Regions from separate parts of the Homo sapiens genome. Here region 2 is linked to region 1. The links are chromatin loops, found by intact Hi-C in ENCODE. Cell type or tissue: endothelial cell of umbilical vein. All regions are shown on one strand. Each heading gives the region's core, and the rest is flanking DNA. Links, peaks and the distances in the headings are about the cores only. Region 1 overlaps MTOR (mechanistic target of rapamycin kinase). Region 2 overlaps MASP2 (MBL associated serine protease 2).

Region 1 (9,745 bases), core at 2-8,001:
TTCTAGGCTTTATGAATCCAAGATTTCTCTGGAATGTAAATTCTCAAACTTTTCTCCATATGAAGTCTAAGTCTGACATGTGAGAGAGCTGGGAAGCACCATAATGTGAAAGTATTTCTCATGTCTCCTCTAAACCGAGTCTCAGTGATTGTTCATCCAGATTAACATACATTATAAAGGACTTCACGTGACTCTAATGTGTTGAGATTTGAAGGTTGTTTCAGATTTTCAAGCTCATTTTTTCCTCATTTTGGGCGAGCTATTTTATGCTACTATCTACCTACTTCTCCTTTCCAAACATCTGCGATGATGTGCCTGAAGCATTAACTCTTACCTCTTGTAAGGACAGCACTTTCCTGCAACTGATAAGATTCTTGGTATTCTTTAACTGAAAGTGCTTGATATGGCCCTTTGGTCTCCAAGCGTGAGAGCAAAGAAATCACCTACTTTGTTCAGTGTACTAGTGAACACTGAAACACTCCCATCTCCCCATATGAGCTGATGACAACGCACAGAGAAAGCACCAGCCTCTCGGTTTGTGTTACCTTCAGAATAGGCTCCATGTAGGGGCGGATGAGTCGGGGGGCATTGGAGACCAGGTGCCCCAGCATGCGGGCACTCTGCTCTTTGATTCTTCCAATCCCACTGTGCTCCAACTCTGTCAAAATCTGTAGGGAAGAAAGGCTCATATGTTCTCTATGGCAGAAGACATTCTAGAGAGAGACTGTGTCCAACAGAAAAAGTGGCAGGGAACTGGGGGAAAAACCCAGACCTCCACGACAGATGAAGTAGCTGCTAGATACTCAATGAGCAACAGACTTTTCTGCAACAGGCAGAACAGCCTTAGATACAGCTGTGACAGGAAGAAAAACTATTCGAAAACCTGCTCCCTTTCCTTTTATCACAGCACTCCAATGTCCCATGGCCCTCTCTAAAGCAGAGCTTTTAACCATGTAGCACAGCCAGAGAAGACTGAGAAAACCAACAGGGAGAGCTGTGAGTAGGGTTCTATAAAAATGAGGAAAGAAGGTAGGGCCCCTTGGGAGAAAAATCTTTGTCCAGACAGCAAATTACTGAAGACTACAAATAATGGCAAAGGAATCAAAGAACAGTTAGAACAGCTATGATGCCAAGAGAAGTGCTGATACTCTGTAGCTGTTTGGGGCATATCTAGATAAACCTCAATAGGTGGGGATCACACTGGCAGGATCCCCCGAAGCCTTACTGACTGGAGATAACACATTGGTTCTAGCTGACATCCTTAGGACACCAGCAAATCAGCATATCTTGCTCATGGTGACATAGACAGCATAATATAGACAGATTTCTGGATAAAGCTGCCAGAAGGAAATCGATGAGCAGTGACAAAAGCAGATGTCACAGAGCTCAGGTTAACTCAGCTACCCAGAGGAGTCTACAATTTAACATTACATTTTGTCTTAGGTTACTGACTTAATAACCCGATTTTTCTGGATTCCCCTGGCAGCCTGTTTTCCCCAGTCATAGCAGACCACAGGGAAAAGAAATGAAGGGGATACTGAGAATAGACCTGCAGCACCAAGAAGACATGGCTGACTGCAAGGAAATGTGCCTCACGGAGCAGAGCCCAACTATCTGCAGCAGTGCGGGGCCAATCCAAAGAACCCCAGGTTCACTTAGAGCCCGAGAGCCTCACTGCATCCTAATAACAATAACCAATGCCCACCCTGATGACCAAGACCGCAAGAAAGGCCAAAGTCGGCCAGGCACGGTGGCTCATGCCTGTAATCCCAGCACTTTAGGAGGCTGAGGCAGGTGGACTGCTCGAGCCCAAGAGGCAGAGGTTGCAGTGAGACGAGATCCCACCATTGCACTCTAACCTTGGTGACAGAGTGAGATTCTGTCTCAAAACAAAACAAAACACCAAAGCCTTTACCAAGGCATGAAAATGTACACCTCAATTTGGAAAAATCTATATCAAAGTTTAAAAACAAAAAAGAGTAATTTTAACATTTCAAGGGCTAAATTCAGTACATAAATTCATTCAAAGGAGCTTCACACTCTGCAATATTGAAAAAATGAAATGGCCTGATAGCTTAATATCAGCTTTAAGAAGATTAGAGCCAGCCGGGCGAGGTGGCTCACACCTGTAATCCCAGCACTTTGGGAGGCCGAAGCGGGCAGACCATGAGGTCAAGAGATTGAGACCAGCCTGGCCAACATGGAGAAACTCCATCTCTACTAAAAATACAAAAATTAGCTGGGCGTGGTGGCGGGCGCCTGTAGTCCCAGCTACTCAGGAGGCCAAGGCAGGAGAATCGCTTGAACCTGGGAGGTGGAGGTTGCAGTGAGCCAAGATCACACTACTGCACTCCAGCCTGGCGACAGAGCGAGACTGTGTCTCAAAAAAAAAAAAGAAAGAAGATTGCAGCCACGCCTGGCTTGTTGACTGCTATATTCCCAGTGCCCAGCAGTACCTGGAACATAGCATGTGGTCAAAAAGTCTGCTGACAGAATGAACATATTGATATTCTCATTAGGAGGTATTTCTTATTTTTTCCTTTTTTTTTTTTTTTTTGAGATAGGGTCTCACTCTGTCACCCAGGCTGGAGTGCAGTGGCACAATCACGGCTCACTGCATCCACAACTTACCAGGCTCAAGTGATCCTCCCACCTCAGCCTCCTGAGTAGCTAGGACTACAGGTATGCACCACTACACCCAGCTAACTTTCGTATATTTTGTAGAGACGTGGTTTGTCATGTTCCCCAGGCTGGTCTTGTCAAACTCTTGGGCTCCTGTGATCCGCCTGCCTTGGCCTCCCAATGTGCTGGGATAACAGACATGAGACACTGCACTCAGCCGTTTAGGAGATATTTCTACGCCAAATTAATTTAGCATGATTTGAGCTGGCAGGCTCAACAGTGATTTCACGTTTTTTTTTTTTTTTTTGAGACAGAGTCTCGCTCTGTCGCCAGGCTGGAGTGCAGTGGCGCGCTCTCGGCTCACTGCAACCTTCACCTCCTGGGTTCAAGCAATTCTCCCTGCACCAGCCTCCAGAGTAGCTGGTATTACAGACGCCTGCCAACATGCCTGGCTATTTTTTTTTTATTTTTAGTAGAGATGGGGTTTCACCATGTTGGCCAGGCTGGTCTTGAACTCCTGACCCCAGGTGATCTGGCCACCTCGGCCTCCCAAAGTGCTGGGATTACAGGCATGAGCCACCACGCCCGGCCTTCAACAATGATTTCTATTCCTTCCTATAACTGAGGAATGTTTTTAAGACTTAAAATGGCAGGCACTTCTAACGCAGGCCGGCAGTTAAATAAATCATTACGCTAAAAATAGAAGTGCCAACATAAGTACAACTTCCTAATTTGTTGACTGATGATATAATTTACAGCCACTTTATAACAAATTGTGAACAAACATTTCTCTAGAGTGAGTTACATATATTAATGATTTTCTATGTTTAAGTTCCTTATATGTTATAAAAAGTGTTTACTTCAAAACAAACCATGAAGGAGGATCAGGAAGCAAACAGTGAGCAATGGGGACAGGAAATGACTGGGTGAGCAACATAGAGACCCACAAGAGGCAGGTGGAAATAACTTCACCAGGCAGGACTGGTGTATTGGCAGGACTCCATGTATTGCTCACCAGGAGGCCACAGATCTTACTCAGTAGGTGAAGACAAAAACTGAGGAGCCATGTCTCCAGAGCAATTCTACCTTACGCTACAGACCAAGCAGCTGAGCTTGGCATTCTCATATTATTTAAGAACGAAAGCCAGGATCACAGACTGGAGCAATGACTATTAGAACAAATAGTGGAAACGGTCTCACACTGGTTATTTTTGTGAAGAACAACGGCCTCCGTGCTTGACCTGGCACCAGCAAGAAAAGCAGGAGAGCTGAAGGATAGGGAGGCGCTGGGAAGTCTGACACCATCTGCAGCAGATCAACCCAGCAAGCAAAGAGGGCCAAGAAATGGGATCACTGGTGACTTGCCAGGAAAAAGAAAGAGCTGCATGAGAGGACTCTGAACCACCTTAGAGTCATATTGACAAAGGGCTCATGAGGTGATGAGCACTGGAACTGCCATTATAAAGCCAGGGAAACATTTGGACCTTTGCAGACAAATGCGGCTTTTACCAGGTACCTCAATCTTTCTCCCCCATCCTTGTCCTCAACTCCGCTTCCTCAAGCAGTTCTCACAGCGAGAGTCCTGTCTTCCCTGCCTGTGGGTCTGGCCATCACCTCGGTTACCTGGATGAGCATCTTGCGCAGGAAAGGCATGACAAAGGCAGGGTTCATGCTACTGAGTCGGCCCACAGTGCAGATGGCCAGCTCCCGGATCTCAAACACCTGGTCATTCAGAGCCACAAACAAGGCCTGCAAGTTCTCCGCCTGGGCCAGGTGTGCATCAAAGCGCTCGTCCAGGGACGCCAAGACACAGTAGCGAATGTCAGGGTCTGCAAGAGCAATGGAGCCTTTGAACATTTCCTCATGATCCCATCACTCCAGCCCTTCCCAGCTTCTACCTCCACTGCCATCAGCGTAGTGGGAAGATTCCAGATGCTTTTTCTCATCTAACCTCTGTCATTCTTTTCTCTACTCACAAGAGTAAAAGACAAAAGAATTAAAGGTAGATTATCTTACACCAAAGGCTACAGTAGCCATGCCTAACACGCCTTGGCAGAGAAATAGCTGAATATCAGCTTTTTGAGCCGAAGAACTCTAGAGAGGCCATGTAATGAAACTGGCTACTCCCAATTGTCCTAAGCTCCTTAACTCCCCTAGATTCCTTCTGTCTGGCAAGCCTTACCAGGATCTGTTATCCCAACTACGAGCAGTTTGCTAAGCACATCTGCCACCACTTGCACTGCGGTCTGGCTAACCACATGAGCATGGCCACTGATGAGGTGGATGGAGGGTGTGAGCAGGCGGGAGCAGGTGCGGGCAGCCTCCATGCGGATCTCCTTGTGCTCACTGTTCAGGAAATGATCCGCACAGTGGCGAACAAATTGGGTCAGAGAGTGGCCTGGATAGAAAGGCAGAGAGAAAACAGAATAAACACTGCTGCTGTAGACAGGTAGGTCTGCAGCTTGCTAGCTGAATTTTCCATTTTGAGGCTACTAATTCTACTTTCAACTAGATATTGATCAATACGATACTGACCCGGAACTCTTCTTTTTTTTTTTTTTGAGACGGAGTCTTGCTCTGTCGCCCAGGCTGGAGTGCAGTGGCGCAATCTCCACTCACTGCAGGCTCCGCCTCCCGGGTTCACACCATTCTCCTGCCTCAGCCTCCTGAGTAGCTGGGACTACAGGTGCCTACCACCACGCCTGGCTAATTTTTTTTTTTTTTTTTGGTATTTTTATTAGAGACAGCGTTTCACCATGTTAGCTAGGATGGTCTCGATCTCCTGACCTTGTGATCCGCCCGCCTCGGCCTCCCAAAGTGCTGGGATTATAGGCGTAAGCCACCGCGCCAGGCCTGACCCAGAACTTTTAAAGGGTAACAAGGGGGATTTCAATCAGCAGAAAGGTAAAAGGGGGTGGTGAAGGAGCAAAGAGACAGATAAAAGGTATCCCCCAATCCTAGCCTTTTTATATTCCCTTTAAATAATAAATTATTTTGTTTTATTCCAACTCAACCCCTTACATTCTCAGAGGATAATACAATTCTTGATCAAATTTACCTTGCCTCTTTTAGTTCCCGGATTTAAATACCAGACAAAGAGTCTGTGTAGGCTGGGTTTAAACATAGCTACTTTCTATTCACTAGAAATAAATTATCATGGGTGTGAATCAATGTTAAGTGGAGGAACTGCAATAGAGAAACCATGGGTGGCTGTCTCCAGACAGCATGTTCAGGCTTTCTGTACTTGCTTGTTTCCCCACATTCTTGACCAATACTACCTATATGATCTTAAATTTCAAAAGTATCAACTTCTCCCCCTGAAATATATCTCTGTGGGGTATTATTATGGGTTTATTTGCAGTTTAGAACTACACAGTATGGTACTTTTAGAAATCATACCGCCAGCCGGGCACAGTGGCTCATGGATATAATCCCAGCACTTTGGGAGGTCGAGGCAGGCAGATCACTTGAGGTCAGGAGTTCCAGACCAACCTGGCCAACATGGTGAAACCCCATCTCTACCAAAAATACAAAAATTAGCCGGGTGTGGTGACACGCGCCTATAGTCCCAGCTACTCGGGAGGCTGTGGCAGGAGAATCGCTTGAACCCAGGAGGCAGAGGTTGCAGTGAGCTGAGATTGTGCCACTGCACATCAGCCTGGGCAACAGAGAGACTTTGTCTCAAAAAAAAAAAAAAAAGAAAGAAAAAAGAAATCATACTGCCATAGACATGGAAACACCCAAAAGCCCCTACTTATACATTTTAAAGCATTACATACCATCTCAGCTACAAAGAAGTGGAAAAGTGAGGATGTGAGGGGGATCTGTCTCTGAAGCATTATTTCCTTGGATCAACGTATACTTTCCCTCAAACCATTTGCCCCCAAACTCAGTATGGGACAAAGAAACAAAAGTAGGAATTACCAATACGTGGAAAGAGTCTAGGAAGGATGAGCTGCTACAGAATCAGCTACCCTGTCTTTAGCACCCCAGCAAGATCCAGGAATCCTAGATACCTTCATTCCTTTCCCAAAGTTTCCAGCATCTCTCACTATCTTGGCAAGAGCCGTTGTAATTTCTTACCTTCAAATTCAAAGCTGCCAAGCGTTCGGAGGGCAAGAGTGATGCTGCCCACATCGCTGGCCTCAGGGAGGGTCGTGAGGCCAGGAGAGGCCAGCTGATGGGCCAGGCCCTTGGGCATGCCTGGGTGGCGAAGGGGTTTGTGCATAAGGACCAGGGACAGCATTTTCAGTAGCCCATCTTGAATGTCCTTCTTTAGCTGTGGAATCTGACGGCTCAGGTCGTAGAGCACTGCAGTGAGGGCAGGGCTGAGGGGAAGGAAACAAGTCACATAAGGGCTGGGCACATGACACTCAGTCTGTTCTTGGGAAGAAACAGCTTTCTCTCCCAGCAAGGGGATCAGGCCTCTGTTCTTCAGAGTAGAAAGGATATTATAAAATAAGAATAAAAGTGTAAACTCTCTTGGCTTAGTCTCAGGTCTCCAAACAATCTATGAGTTTCTGGTTCTTGCCACAGAAGACTTGCTCACTATAATTCAGCCACTACAGAAGACCAAGTCTCAACAAACACTCTGGGAAGCAGATTAAGAACACTGTCCTTATTTTACAGATGAAGAGAACTTAGTTTAGGAAGCTTAAGCAACTTGCTCAATAATAATATACACAATATTTGCAAATATTTATTGAGTACTTCCTATATGCCAGGCATGGTGCTAAGAGTGACTATACCATGAACCCACAGCAACCCTAGGCAATAAGAATTACTATTGCACCCACTTTTCAGATTAAAAAAAAAAAATGAGGCCAGGCGCGGTGGCTCACACCTGTAATCTCAGCACTTTGGGAGCCGAGGTGGGCGGATCACAAGGTCAGGAGATCGAGACCATCCTGGCTAACACACTGAAACCCCAACTCTACTAAAAATACAAAGAATTAGCCAGGCGTGGTGGCAGGCGCCTGTAGTCCCAGCTACTCAGGAGGCTGAGGCAGGAGAATGGCGTGAACCCGGGAGGCGGAGCTTGCAGTGAGCCAAGACTGGGCCACTGCACTCCAGCCTGGGCGACAGAGCGAGACCCCTTCTCAAAAAAAAAAAAAAAAAAAAATGAGGCTCGGGGAAATTAAATAACTTAGTCAAGATCATATAGAAAGCTAGTGATGAAACTAGGATTCAGTACTAGCCTGTGTGTTTAGTCTAAGCTATCCTGTCCATCCAGTTGAATGTGCAAACAACCATGCCTCATTCTTTTAACAGTCCCAACACTGGGGGCCAAGCCTCACGCTGATACAGGGCAAGCTCAGGTTTCTGACACCCACCTTAGTCCCACTGCCAGCATGGGCTCCAGCAGCTCCTTGATATCCTGCTGGATGCCTGGCCCCATTGCTCGAGCCAGCATGCTGATGCAAGTGAAGACTGTGGCATCCACCTGCATTGCCTTCTGCCTCCTGTAGAGAAATGGAGAGTGGCTAGTTGAGACATAATGACATTCTTTAATGTCCCACCTCAAAATCACCTTGGGGCAAGGAGAGCAGGTTACTCAGGCAGGGCTACCACAGATGGGTATGCAAATTGTCCAGAGCACAGTTCAAAGGGACCCATCACATCACAATTACTGTAGATTTGTACATTTCTACAACAATCCAGCAGATGGCAGTAAAGTGTCTTAAGGAAGGGGCCTTTTTTCTGAATTCACACAGCTATACCATATGGGTTATTGTGGTGCTCACCAAGATAATTATGTAGGAAGAGAGCTGAACAATGTGTTCATCAGGGACAAGAAGGCAGTACACAGCCATCATATGGAAAGAAATTCTTCTATGATGAGAATGCTGGGCTTTAGAATGGGGCCAGGCGCAGCGACTCACGCCTGTAATCCCAGCACTCTGGGAGGCGGAGGTGGGTGGATCACCTGAGGTCAGGAGTTCGAGACCAGCCTGGCCAACATGGTGAAACCCCGCCTCTACTAAAAATACAAAAATTAGCTGGGCGTGCTGGCACACGCCTGTAGTCCCAGCTACTTGGGAGGCTAAGGTGGGTGGATCACTTGAGGCCAGGAGTTCGAGACCAGCCCGGCCAAAATGGTGAAAACCTGTGTCTACAAAAAAATACAATTATTAGCTTGGCATAGTGGCACATGCCTGTAATCCCAGCTACTCAGGAGGCTGAGGCAGGAGAATCGCTTGAACCTGAGAGGAGGAGGTTGCAGTGACCCAAGACCGTGCCACTGCACTCCGGCCTGGGCAACCAAAGTAAGACTCCATCTCAAAAAAAAAAAAAAAAAAAAAAAAAGAATGAGTGGGGCGTATTAATTCACCACAGCAATCTTCGCTAATAAACAGGGAAGTATAAAGACAACCTGAGACAAAGGATGATGAACACTGACCCCCTCGCCTTAGCGAAGACACCCCAGTCTCTCCATCTGGCAGGATGCTGAGGGGTTTTCTCATATTTTATTCGCCAGGAGGTTTAAAGAGGTGGAATAACTTATTCAACTTCAGCGATGAGGAAAAAGATGACCCTTAGGTCCCTTCAGTTCCAGTCAAGGATTCCTCTCTTTAGGTCTTATATCAAAATAAGACTTTTAAAAGCCAGAGAAAAAAGCAAAACTAGCAGATTCCCAGTAAATAATAACACTGAAAATAGCATTGGCATCTCACATGTTCTCAGGGTATTCAACCTCCCCAAATATTTCATATATGTTATTTCATTTGGAAAAGCTTAGAATTCAACTAAGGAAGGGCTGTTCTTCATATGATTTGCTATACCCTGGAGTTTAATGATGCAAAAAATGGGCGTAAGCTCCGTGGATCTGAAATAGAGCGTCCTTCCTCTCCAACCAAATGGAGTGGAAGGTGAAATCATAACAGAGGTGCTTACTTATGGGCGAAGTCCTTTGGGGGCAGGGCCGCTCGGATGATGTCCAGCACGCGAGGCAAATAGACCTTAAACTCAGACCTCACAGCCACAGAAAGTAGCCCCAGGGCTTGGAAGGCCGCTGTACGTTCCTTCTCCTTCTTGACACAGCTTAGGACATGGTTCATGGTATCTTGGAGATACTGGGTATCTGAGCACAGAAAAGACAAAGTAGATAGCTCCAGGTCAGGGT
Region 2 (8,000 bases), core at 1-8,000, 200 kb before region 1:
AGGTGGGTGGATCCCCTGAGGGCGGGAGTTCGAGACCAGCCTGACCAACATGGAGAAACCCCGTCTCTACTAAAAATACAAAATTAGCCGGGCGTGGTAGCACATGCCTGTAATCCCAGCTACTAGGGAGGCTGAGGCAGGAGAATCGCTTGAACCTGGGAGGCAGAGGTTGCGGTGAGCCAAGATCACGCCATTGTACTCCAGCCTGGGCAACAAGAACAAAACTGCGTCTCCAAAAAAAAAAAGAAAAAGAAAAAAATATTGTCAGGCTGGGCGCTGTGGCTCATGCCTGTACTACTAGCGCTTTGGGAGGCCGAGGCAGGTGGGTTGCCTGAGCTCAGGAGTTCAAGACCAGCTTGGGCAGCACGGTGAAATACCATCTCTACTAAAATACAAAAACTTAGCCAGGTGTGGCGGTGTGTGCCTGTAGTCTCAGCTACTCAGGAAGCTGAGGCAGGAGAATTGCTTGAACTCAGCAGGCAGAGGTTGCAGTGAGCCAAGATTGCACCACCGCACTCCAGCCTGGGCAACAGAGTGAGACTCCGTCTCCAAAAAGAAAAAAAAGAAAAAAATATTGTCAAAGAACACACTTTGGAAGCCTGAGGCGGGCAGATCACTTGACGTCAGGAGTTTGAGACCAGCCTGGCCAACATGGTGAAACCTCGTCTTTACCAAAAAAATACAAAAATTAGCCGTGCGTGGTGGCATGTGCCTGTAATCCTAGCTACTCAGGAGGCTGAGGCATGAGAATCTCTTGAACCCGGGAGGCAGAGGTTGCAGTGAGCCGAGATTGTCACCGCACTCCAGCCTGGGTGACAGAGTGAGACTCCGACACACACACACACACACACACACACACACACACACACACTCTCTCTCTCTCTCTCTCTCACACACTTTGGGAGGCCCAGGTGGGCAGATCACCTGAGGTCAGGAGTTCGAGATCAGCCTGGCCAACATGGTGAAACCCCATCTCTACTAAAAATACAAAAATTAGCCGGGTGTAGTGACATGTGCTGGTAGTGCCTCCCAGCTCCTGGGGGTAGCTGACGTGGGAGAATCGCTTGAACCCAGGAGACAGAGGTTGCAGTGATCTGAGATTGTACCACTGTACTCCAGCCTGGGCAACAGAATGAGACCCTTCTCAGAAAAAAAAAAAAAAAAAAACCTTGTCAAAGAACATATTTTTCTAAAGCACATACCTTCCCTAGTAGGTTGGTTCTGTTTTAACCTCTAAGAATGCACTGAGAGATGAGTAAAAAGAAGCAAATTTGAAATTCAAGGGCTGATAAATGGATCATTAAAAAAAAAAAACCAAGGATCCGGGCACAGTGGCTCACGCCTGTAATCTTAGCACTTTGGGAGGCTGAGACCGGTGGATCACTTGAGGTCAGGAGTTCGAGACCAGCCTGGGCAACATGGCAAAACTCTGTCTCTACAAATAATACAAAAATTAGCCAGGCGTGGTGTCAGGTGCCTGTGGTCCCAGCTACTCAGGAGGCTGAGGCAGGAGGATTGCTTAAGCCTGGAAAGATAGAAATTGCAGTGAGCCGAGATCACACCGCTGCACTCCAGTCTGGGCAACAGAGCAAGACCCTGTCTCAGAAAAAAAAAAAAAAGGGAAAGAAAAAAGAAAGTAAACAGAAAACCAGAGAAGCAATAGAAGCAGCAACAGTAGCAGCAGAGGGAGTTCCGGGCGGTTATGGGGCCTGTAGTCACCACACGACCGTACTGCTGCACGCGGGCATTGGCCGGTCCCAAGATCCATCTTTCTGACAAACTGCAGTAAAGGATTTCAGGGGCAAGTGACCCTAAAGAAGAATTCAGAATATATTAATTTCCTTGTTTATATCATAAAATCACTCCCCAAAGCTGTGCTCTCACAGCAGTTCCTATTCTAGTGTTTTACGAGGTGCTCCTGAAGGGGGTGGCAGCACACATGACTAGTATCTGCGTGTGCTGGGGTTGGGGGGATGCCTGGCACATGGACGCACTGCCCCACCGCCTCGGTGCACGTCTATGCCACCTAGGTTACGTATTTCATCACTCAACAGGTATTGGCATTTTATGAATCAGATGGAACCTTTGCAGCAATTTATAATTTTTTTTTTGCTTTTCACCCTAATACAAAAACATATCAGATCTCAGCCAGGTGCGGTGGCTCATGCCTGTAATCCCGACACTCCTGGAGACCAAGGCGGGTGGATCACTTGAGGTGAGGAGTTCAAGACCAGCCTGGCCAGCATGGTGAAACCCTGTCTCTACTAAAAAAATACAAAAAATTAGCCTGGCATGGTGGCGTGCACCTGTAATCCCAGCTCCTCAGGAGGTTGAGGCAGGAGAATTGCTTGAACCTGTGAGGCGGGGGTTGCAGTGAGCCGATATTGCAACACTGCACTCCAGCCTAGGTGATAGAGTGAGACCCTGTCTCAAATCATCATCATCATCATCATCATCATCATATCTCAACATTTCTGCATCTGATGTTCCACCATTTCTTTATATAAAGTGACAGAGGACCAGGCGCAGTGGTTCACACCTGTAATCCCAGCACATTGGGAGGCCGAGGTGGGAGGATTGCTTGAGCTCAGAAGTTCAAGACCAGCCTGGGCAACATAGTGAGACCCCCACCTCTACAAAAAAGACAAAAGTTAGCCGGGCGTGTTGGCGCTTGCCTGTAGTCCCAGCTACTTGGGAGGCTGGGGTGAGAGGATTGCTTGAGCCTGAGAGGTCAAGGCTGTGGTGAGCTGTGATCGTGCCACTGCACTCCAGCCTGGGTGACAAAGTGAGACCCTGTCCAAAAAAAAAAAAAAAAAAAAAAGCCAGAGGACTGTGGTGACAAGTTTGAGAAAGCAGGTGTGATCAGACTTGCAAGTGTGTCTGTGTATCTGTCTAGCTGGTGGCCATTAGCTGGAGGAGGGCTACTAAGAGTTCTTTTGTGAGCTTCGTCTGTGTGCTGTCCATCAGCTTTCACCGCCAGCGTCATTCACAGGGAAACATTTTTCGACTTGCTAAGATAATGTTTTTCTAAAATCAAACATTAAAATAAAAGAAGATGGCTTTGGCAGAAACCCTGTGCCGCAAAGGATTTCAGGTCTTCTTGTGTTAAGTCAGAAACTAAAGAAGTCGCCGGGCGCGGTGGCTCACGCCTGTAATCCCAGCACTTTGGGAGGCCGAGGCGGGTGGATCATGAGGTCAGGAGATCGAGACCATCCTGGCTAACAAGGTGAAACCCCGTCTCTACTAAAAATACAAAAAATTAGCCGGGCGCGGTGGCGGGCGCCTGTAGTCCCAGCTACTCGGGAGGCTGAGGCAGGAGAATGGCGTGAACCCGGGAAGCGGAGCTTGCAGTGAGCCGAGATTGCGCCACTGCAGTCCGCAGTCCGGCCTGGGCGACAGAGCGAGACTCCGTCTCAAAAAAAAAAAAAAAAAAAAAAAAAAACAAAAAAAAAAGAAACTAAAGAAGTCTGTGGTCCGAGGAGCTGTGGAAAAGAGCCTGCACAAGAAGTTTGCAAGGTGGGAAAAGTGTCTCTCTTTTTTTTTTTTTTTTTTTGACCCGCCACAGGACTGTGGATTGCATACCTAGCTATCGTTCCAATGTTATTACTTTTTACCACTGGGATTCCATGACAATTTTGAAGAACATAAAGAGGACGTGTTAATTTCTTACCTGTGCCCCTAAAGCAACACGCTAAGCATTTTTTAAAATTATACTCCTCCCTTAACAGTGACCACTATTTATAACTTTGCAGAATATACTCTTTCCCGGGGCTGTCTACTTTTTTGTGGGCCCAGGAGTTGTTTCATGGAAAGGTCATTTGACCAGGGGGAGAACTTTAATTTGATGCAAGACTGGGCACATGGAACAGGATAGCAAACTCATCTTTCTGTCATTCCAGCCACTTCACAAAGAGCTGCTGTCGTGTGTGACCAACAGAAAAGTTGCCCGTTTTATTTTATTTTATATATTTTTTTGAGACAGAGTCTTGCTCTGTCACCCAGGCTGGAGTGCAGTGGTGTGATTTCGGCTCACCGCAACCTGCGCCTCCCAGGCTCAAGTGATTCTCCTGCCTCAGCCACCCGAGTAGCTGGGATTACAGGCGCCCGCCACCTAATAATTTTTGTATTTTTAGTGGAGACGGGGCTACTACCTCATCTAATTTTTGTATTTTTAGTGGAGACGGGGTTTCACCACGTTGGCCAGGCTGGTCTTGAACTCCTGGCCTCAAGTGATCTGCCTGCCTCTGCCTCCCAAAGTGCTGGGAATACAGGTGTGAGCCACCGCGCCTGGCCAAGTTGCCCATTTTAATCACCAGCTTTCCAAACTAGCTTTAAAACAAAGGGCTCGCTTATGTAAATTTAAAGTTAAGTATAAAGAAAGAAAGAAAAAAGGGCGGGATTCAGAATCACATTTTCCATAGCCATCCTTTTTGTCCTCTGAAAACTTATTTCTTGGCTTTTTATCATTTAAAGATAGACAAAAGAAATCATGCTGACACACGATTTTCTCACTTTCCTTTCACATATCTGCAGATAGAAATATGTTTACATTTCAAAGCAATCGTCATTGATCGTGGTGTACTTTGTTTTAACTCACTTGCAGAAGCTCATAGCCAGTCTCGCAAAAGATGGAGAAGCTGTCTTTCAGGATGTATTTGGCTTGCACAGGTGAAACGTGGCCATTAGGTGGCGCCATCGGATAAGGGCAAGGCTGCGCTGCGCAGAGGAAACCAGGCTTGTTGGTTTTCATGTGGTCTACAGCAGCCAAGACTGAATCGAGCCATCTGAAGTTCTTAGTTTATAAAGAATACTTAACATGTAAAGAGAGCTCACCATACGTGGGGTAGGGTTCTTTAAAACCAAAGGCAAGATTAAACTCTCAGGTGCTTTTGCAAATTAAGGTTTCTTGTTTTCCCTGGGACTGAGCAAAAGGTATGTGAGAAAGCTGGGTTATGTGGGAAGATGGTGCAGTCCCCACAAATAGAACATCTGCTCCATGCCAGGAACTTCAGAGCCATGGCTCAAAACCAAGAGAGAGTGTAACTCCGAGGAAAAGAGCTCAGGGGAGGCTTTGGGACTTGCATGGGACTGGAGCTGTGTTTAAATCCTAGCTCTCCATTTCCCCATGGTTATGTGTAACCTCTCTGAGTCTCAGTTTCTTCATCTGCAAGATGGGGGGCGGTTGACGATAATAGTTGCCCCAGGGCTGTTGTGAAGATCAAATACAAAGCACCTAGGCTAGTTCTTGGCGGAGCTGTAATCAACCCTCACAGCAGCCCCATAGGACAGCTGTTATGGCATGGGGAGAAAAACCGGCTGACAGACTTGAAACTAAAGATCCAGGCTGATTTGGGGAGCCTCAGGCTTCCCCTCATGAGCTGCATTCCACTCTGGCCCCCAAACCCTGGCCTCCACTCACCCCAAGGCTTCAGTGCTCCCCAGCTGCCCCTAAAAACCCACTGGTCAGTTTCGGAGTCCTCTCCTCCCTCCAGCACCTGCTAGCATCCAGTGATCCCTGCCAAGCTGCTGGGGCAGCTGGGTGCACCTGGGTGCCCCTGACCCAGCCTGTGGCCTGGGGAAGCTCTCAGTCCCATGCAGGTCCCAAAGTCTCCCCTTGAGGAATCAATCTCCAGGGACAGCCTTGGTGGACCTGTGGAGGCCCAGGGCTTCTAGCACTTGAGTGTCTGTCACGACGAAGAGGTGGTGGAAGTTCTGGCAGGGCCTCAGAGGGCAGAGCCAGGGCCAGTGGGGGTGGTCCTGAGAGGCAGAGTGTGTAGATCCTGGCTGCAAACTGCTGAAGCTGTGGCTCTGGTGCAACACTCCATGGTCAGAACTCCTTTTTCCCCTGCCCCAACTCATACCCACACTTCAACTTCCACAGCTCCACACCCTGAAGAGTGAAGCCTCTGGGCTTTTGCACATACTCTTCTGCCACCTAGAACTCTTCTGCCACCTAGAACTCTGTCCAACACCCACTTATCCTTTAAATTCAATCTCAGCATTTCCTATTCAAGGATAGCTTCCTAGCTCCTAGCCCCTGTCTGGTGAGGTCCTCCTTTGGACTCTCACATTGCCCAGTGCTTGGCTCTAGGCTGTGCTTGCCACAGGGCTCTGGTTATGTTTCTGTGACTGTTCCCTTACTGGACTGAGCAGAGGCTGTGAGAACTGTGGCTTCCACGTTACATATCCCTAGTAGACATCCATAGGATGGAATGATGGGTGGATGGAAGGATGGTGGATGGATGGATGGATGGATGGATGGATGGATGGATGGATGGATGGATAGATTGGTGGATAGAAGGACTGGTAGGCAGAAGGATGGGTGTATGGATAGATGGCTGGCTGGATAGAAAGATAAGTAAGGTAGAAGAATGGGTGGATGGACAGATGAATGGCTGGAAGGATGGATGAAAGAATGAATGGATGAATGGATGGATGGGTGGGATCTGTAGGTAGAAGGATGGGTGGATGGATAGATGGATGGCTGGAAGGATGGATGGATGATGGATGGATGGATGGATGGATATATGGGTGGATATATAGGTGGATGGGTGGATGGATGAATGGATGCATGGATGGATGGAAGAATAGGATTGGTAGGTAGAAGGATGGGTGGGTGGATAGATGGATAGCTGGAAGGATGGATGGATGGATAGATAGAAGGATGTGTGGGTAGAAGGTCGGGTGGATGGTTGGATGAATAGAAGAATGGATAGATAGAAGGATGGGTGGATGCAAGGATGGGTGGGTGGGTAGGTAGGTGGATAGAAGGATGGATGGATGGATGGATGGATGGATGGATGGATAGATGGATGGATAGATGGATAGGATGGGTGGGTGGGTGAATGGCTGTAAGAATGGGCGGATGGGTAAATGGATGGGTGGGTGGATGAATGAGGGATAGGATTGGTAGGCAGAAGAATGGGTGGGTGGGTAGATGGACAGTTGGAAGGATGGATGGATACATAGAAGGATGTGTAGGTAGAAGGATGGGTGGATGGTTGGATGAATAGAGGAATGGATGGCTAGAAGGATGGGTGGATGGAAGGATGGGTAGGTGGGTGGGTAGATGTACAGAAGGATGGATGGATGGGGCTGGGCGCGGTGGCTCACGCCTGTAATCCCAGCACTTCGGGAGGCCAAGGCGGATGGATCACGAGGTCAAGAGATCAAGACCATTCTGTCCAACATGGTGAAACTCTGCCTCTACTAAAAATATAAAAATTAGCTGGGCATGGTGGCGCATGCCTGTAATCTCAGCTATTCTAGAGGCTGAGGCAGGAGACTTGCTTGTTCCAGGAGGCAGAGGTTGCAGTGAGCTGAGATTGTGCCACTGCACTCCAGCCTGGCAACAGAGCAAGTCTTTGTCTAAAAAAAAAAAAAAAAAAACGGATGGATGGATAGGGTGGGTGGGTGAATGGCTGAAAGAATGGGTAGATGGATGAATGGATGGGTGGGTGGATGGATGGATAGGATTGGTAGGTAGAATAATGGGTGAATGGAAAGAGGGATGGCTGAAAGGATGGATGGATGGGTATATGGATGGATGGATAGGATTGGTAGGTAAAATAATGGGTGGGTGGATAGATGGACAGCTGGAAAGATGGATGGATGGATGGATGGATGTGTAGGTAGAAGACTGGGTGGATGGGTAGATTAATAGAAGAATGGGTGGGTGGGTGGATAAAGGATGGATGGATGGATAGAAAGATGGGTAGGTAGAAGAATGAGTGGACAGATGGATGACTGGGAGAATGGGTGGGTGGATGGATGGATGGATGGATGGGTAGGTAGGTAGAAGAATGGGTGCATGGATAGGATTGGTAAGTAGAAGGATGGGTGGGTAGATAGATAGCTGGAAAGATGGATGGATGGATGGATGGATAGATAGAAGAATGTGTAGGCAGAAGGATGGGTGGATGGGTAGATGAATATGTGGATGGGTAGATGAATATAAGGATGGGTGGGTGGAAGGATGGGTGGGTAGGTGGATGGATAGA

The links. Peaks named below come from ENCODE experiments on the same cell type or tissue, not always from the same donor. Only the 100,000 strongest peaks of a DNase experiment are listed, where the experiment ranks them.
Region 2: it touches region 1 in a loop (8-fold over the local background); 25 of 110 quality-filtered maps call a loop at or near these places.

Annotation. Positions count from the first base shown.
Region 1 is chr1:11,233,598-11,243,342 of GRCh38, forward strand. It overlaps MTOR (mechanistic target of rapamycin kinase), which reads right to left. Exons shown (of 58, transcript NM_004958.4): 9 at 9,517-9,703; 10 at 7,956-8,084; 11 at 6,706-6,950; 12 at 4,805-5,020; 13 at 4,246-4,451; 14 at 546-668. Among named protein-coding and RNA genes, the nearest start is that of MTOR, 24 kb to the right of the region's middle. RefSeq lists an enhancer at 7,951-8,510. In endothelial cell of umbilical vein, for the core only: no CTCF peak of the experiment used is centred there; a DNase peak (open chromatin) is centred at 3,524; H3K27ac peaks cover 1,190 bases.
Region 2 is chr1:11,033,096-11,041,095 of GRCh38, forward strand. MASP2 (MBL associated serine protease 2) reads right to left here. Exons shown (of 11, transcript NM_006610.4): 7 at 4,598-4,716; 8 at 1,733-1,811. Among named protein-coding and RNA genes, the nearest start is that of MASP2, 10 kb to the right of the region's middle. In endothelial cell of umbilical vein, for the core only: a CTCF peak has its summit at 4,704 (motif pointing right); a DNase peak (open chromatin) is centred at 4,706.